Linked DNA regions of Homo sapiens: region 1 is linked to region 2. Evidence: read pairs that join two places in POLR2A ChIA-PET (ENCODE). Cell type or tissue: A673. All regions are shown on one strand.

The links. Peaks named below come from ENCODE experiments on the same cell type or tissue, not always from the same donor. Only the 100,000 strongest peaks of a DNase experiment are listed, where the experiment ranks them.
Region 1: POLR2A ChIA-PET joins it to region 2 with 10 read pairs; 14 of 35 experiments call an interaction of 5 or more read pairs at or near these places.

Annotation. Positions count from the first base shown.
Region 1 is chr15:64,907,837-64,910,336 of GRCh38, forward strand. No RefSeq gene overlaps it. Among named protein-coding and RNA genes, the nearest start is that of ANKDD1A, 2.8 kb to the right of the region's middle. In A673, no CTCF peak of the experiment used is centred here; no DNase peak of the experiment used is centred here.
Region 2 is chr15:64,979,516-64,982,015 of GRCh38, forward strand. It overlaps SPG21 (SPG21 abhydrolase domain containing, maspardin), which reads right to left. Exons shown (of 9, transcript NM_016630.7): 3 at 1,349-1,510. Among named protein-coding and RNA genes, the nearest start is that of SPG21, 9.1 kb to the right of the region's middle. In A673, no CTCF peak of the experiment used is centred here; no DNase peak of the experiment used is centred here; H3K27ac peaks cover 396 bases.

The sequences.
Region 1 (2,500 bases), 72 kb before region 2:
ACCTCGGCCTCCCAAAGTGCTGGGATTACAGACGTGAGCCACCGCTCCCAGCCCCTTCTTTGTATTTTAAAATTTCTTTAGTAATGAACAAACATTAATAAGACAAGAAATAAAAAGCTGTTTTAAAATTTCTCTTAAGCAAAAGGCCAACAATCATTTAAAAAATGAGTGGGATAAGAACAGATTGTTCTCAGGAAAAAAAAGAAAAGAAAACGGCTCTTAAACATAGAAACAGATAACCAACTTTTCTTGTAATGATAGAAATGCAAACTAAGATTATAATGAATTACTATTTCTTACTTATCAGATTGGGAAAAATCCAAGTTTTACAGAATGTTCTCCTTGGAAACAGGCACCCTCATACATTGGTAATGGAAATGCAAAATATTTCTGGACCTTATGGAGGAGAATTTGGCAATAGCTAGCAAAGTTATATGTGCATTTACCCTTTGACCAAGCAATCCCATTTATAAGAATAGATCCCATAGATGCACTGGTAAAAATACCAACTGATGCATGCATAAGGTTGGTCATTGTAACTCTATTGTAATAACAAAAGTCTGGAAACAGGGCCAATGTCCATCAACAGGGAGTGGTTGAATAAGCCACCCAATGGAGGACTCTGAGGCTGTACAAAGGATGCAGGAAGATCTCAACAGACTACTGCGGAGAGATCTCTGTAGTAGATTGTTCCCAGAATAAAGCCAGAAGAATGTTCAGAACGGGCAAATCTATGGAGAAAGAAAGTAGATTTGTAGTTGCCTAGGGCTGTGTGTGGAGGGTTGGGGAGGGTAAACTGCAAGGGGGGGTGATAGCTAAAGCATATGGGCTTTCTTTTCTGGGGTGATGAAAATATTTAGTGGTGATAGTTATACAACTCTGAACGATACTGTACTAAAAACCATTGAATTATACACTTAAATGGGTGAATTTTAAGGGGCAGGGCAAAGTAAGAAGATGATATATAGTATGCTACTGCAGTAAAGGGAGAATATATGATTAAATTAAACAATATAAGGGTAAGCATCAACAACACAAATGTTATTTTGTCAGTCAGGATGCAGTGAAGGAAGCAGAATCATGTTGAGGTTATGGGTTTAGGGTACTGGTCCCCAACCTTTTGGCACTAGGGTCCAGTTTTGTGGCAGACAATTTTTTACAGGACTTGGGTGGTGGGGGGATGGTTTTGGGATAAAATTGTTCCCCTTCGGATGATCAGGCATTAGTTAGATTCTCATAAGAAGTGTGCAACCTAGGTTGGGCATGGTGGCTCACGCCTGTAATCCCAGTACTTTGGGAGGCCGAGGCAGGTGGATCACTTGAGGTCAGGAGTTTGAGACCAGCCTTACCAACATGGTGAAACCCCATCTCTACTAAAAAAATACAAAATTAGCCGGGCATGGTGGCGCAAACCTATAATCCCAGCTACATGGGAGGCTGAGGCAGGAGAATTGCTTGAACCCGGGAGGCAGAGATTGCAGTGAGCCATTGCACTCCAGCCTGGGCAACAAGAGCAAAACTCCATCTCAAAAAAAAAAAAAAGAAGTGTGCAACCTAGATTCCTCACATGCACAGTTCACAATAGGGTTCACCCTTCTATGAGAATCTAATGCCACCACTGATCTTTCAGGATGCGGAGCTCAGGTGGTAATGCTCGCTCTCCTGCTGCTCACCTCCTGCTGTGTGGCCCAGTTCCTAACAGGCCATAGACCAGTACTAGTCTGAAGCCTGGGGGTTGGAGACCCCTGGGATTAGGGATCTGTGATAGTAATTTGCCTTACACAGTTGCGGAAGGACCAGAAGGGGAGTTGGGGATCAGAGGAGTCCTTAGTCAGTCATCTGAGAAACCAAGTATGTCCAGCTGCTAAAATGGAACCACAAGGGAAAGCTCCTGGGGAGGTCTATGGGTGGTACTAATGCCCTGGGTCTGCAGCCAAGTCCGCGATGGCCTGGGGCCACTGTTGGTCAGCAGGCTCAGCAGCTGGGAAGAAAAGCTGGATGTGGAGTGAAGGAGAGTGACAGCAGGCTGGAAGCCAGTGGTGCCCTCTTCATCCATCACCACAGCTGACTATGACAACCTTCAGAGACTTAACTTTGAAACATGTAAATACTTTACATAATTGTAAAGCAAAATTAACATTTAAAAATATCAAAAAACAAAAGCAAAACAAAATAAATAAACCATGCATGTTGAGTTGGTGGCATAACCACATAAAGAACTATTCCAAGTGACTAAAACAGTAACGTGACACTATGCCCCTAGTGGGATGTACATGTGACAAAAGCTTTACAAAAAACATTTAAACTGTTTTCAGGAATAATATCTTTGGCTAGGCGTGGTGGCCAAGCACTTTGGGAGACCTAGGTGGGTAGATCACCTGAGGTCAGGAGTTCGAGGCCAGCCTGGCCAACATGGTGAAACCCCCGTCTCTACTAAAAATACAAAAATCAGCCGCGTGTGGTGGCACACACCTGTAGTCCCAGCTACTTGGGAGGTTTA
Region 2 (2,500 bases):
GAGAAGAAAAGACCCAGGAGAAAAGCAGCAGGTAGTGATGATAACTGTTTTCTCAAGTAAGAGACGGGCTCTCAGGAGGAAGAGGAACTGATTTCCTTTGTGTGGCCTCAGTTGGTGGTAACCTCAGTAGAATTTTCAGTTACCTTCCAAAAGGAGAGACGTGACCTGCCTTTTCATCCCTTTAAACAGTAAATAAAACGTACACTAACAGCAGTACTCCCACTGGGAGTACCACTTACAAGTGAATACTGCAGGCGACTGCCAGCTAAAGAGACTCTCTCCTTCCTGGAAAATTAGGAGACCAATGTCCTGACCAATGTGGAAGCATGCAAAAAAAAAAAAAAAAAAAAAAATCAGTCACCAGGAAGAGTGCCTTTCCCACACACCTTTCTCCCAGAGAAGACTCAAGAATGATCAGTGGGAAACTGGATTTAGACCAAACTCAGCTATAAAGTAACAATCAGGAACAAAAAAACTTCCTAACCAAATGCTAACATATGAGCTAATTAATGAATCTCACCTCAAATATCAAAGATTTACATGAAAAGCCAGCTTTTCAAGTCACTTGTATGTTAGCAAATCCCTTTGTTGTCTAATATTCCATGCTCAGCAACCCTGGAAGCAGTGCTGTGATAAAATGAGGAGCAGAAACAGAGCCAGGAGACGGAGCTCAGTTCCTCCCTCCACCACTACTGGCTGTGTGAGCCGGACCTCAGTTTCTTCATCTGTAAAGAAGGACAACGCTTCCTACCGCTCTGAGTTGAGAGAAGGGCGTCAGGAGAGAATGCACGTAAATGCTGGGCATGGAGAGGCTGCCAAAAGAGGTTTGTTCCCTCTGAATCTCTGTGTGACCGTGGACTCACACCAGCCTCCTTCAAAAGGCTTCATCTCACATATTAAAATAAGCAAACAGTATCTTTCCTCAATTAAAAAAACTGCCTGGCTGGGCGCAGTGGCTCGTGGCTGTAATCTCAGCACTTTGCGAGGCTGAGGTGGATGAATCATGAGGTCAGGAGTTCGAGACCAGCCTGGCCAACACGGCGAAACCCCGTCTCTACTAAAAATACAAAAAATTAGCTGGGCGTAGTGGCGGGCGCCTGTAATCCCAGCTACTCGGGAGGCTGAGGCAGGAGAATCGCTTGAACCCGGGAGACGGAGGTTGCAGTGAGCAGAGATCACGCCACTGCACTCCAGCCCGGGCGACAGAGTGAGAATCCATCTCAACAAACAAACAAACAAACAAACAAACAAACAAACTGTGCCCATTACTATAGCTGATGAGAGACAGAAGCATAAAAAAAAAAAAACACACAAAACGTGGGTCTGAATTTTAATCAGTAATACTTACAGCGATAACCCGGTAACCCCATCCAGTCAGAGCCAAAATCTGCCGGAAAAAGACATCTGCAGTTCCACTGACAGGGGGCAGGAATATGAGAGGACACCTGATACTTCGGGGGCCCGCGTCATAGAGCGACCATATCTTACTGTCATCATCATCCACAATAATCTGGAGGGAAGGTTAAAAGAAAAAAGTGGAAAACCTTATAAATTTGCTTTTTATGTTATTTTACACTGTCATTTCACTGACAATTTTACTACTACTGCCTTGTTTGTTACAAGGTAACCTGGAGCTCACACCAGATTAGCATGCATGACAAACTCCTCTGATCTCCTTTTCTTTCCTCAGGGCTAACGTATTCCACAGAACTACTTAGAACTACTTTATAATCTTCCAAAGGGCTGCTGCTTCTCTGTTTCTTCCCCCTCCTCCTTTTTTTTTTTTTTTTTTGAGACAGAGTCTCGCTCTGTAGCCCAGGCTGGAGTGCAGTGGCACGATCTTGGCTCACTACAACCTCTGCCTCCCAGGTTCAAGCGATTCTCCTGCCTCAGCCTCCCAAGTAGCTGGGATTATAGGCACACACCCTCATGCCCAGCTAATTTTTTGTATTTTTAGTAGAGACGGGGTTTCACCATATTGGTCAGGCTGGTCTCGAACTCCTGAGCTCATGATCCACCCGCCTTGGCCTCCCAAAGTGCTGGGATTACAGGCGTGAGCCACTGCGCCCGGCCTGGATCCTGTCTCTTTAAAATACATAAATAAATAAATAAAAATACAACAACACTCCAGCCTGAGCAACAGAGGGAGAGATCCTGTCTCTTAAAAAAAAAAAAGGCAAGCTGAGGTAAGACAAGTGCTCAGCAGAGTCTGGCAGATGTTAAGTGTCCTAGAAATATTAGCTATTATTATTATTCACGGCATCCTAGTTTAATTTTTGCTTTCACTTTTGGTGGTATTTAGAAAAGTACATTAACTGCTTAAACATTTGACAATGCAAATCAGTATTTATTCTACTTTCATATTAAAAAACTCAAGGCCTCCAGGCTCTTTTTTCTGAGAGCTCCTCACTAGCAGGGCTATGGACTCCACAGTGTCACTCTGTGGGTGGCAGCACACTAACCAGGGTCACTGGCATCACTAGGAGCAGATAAATGGAGC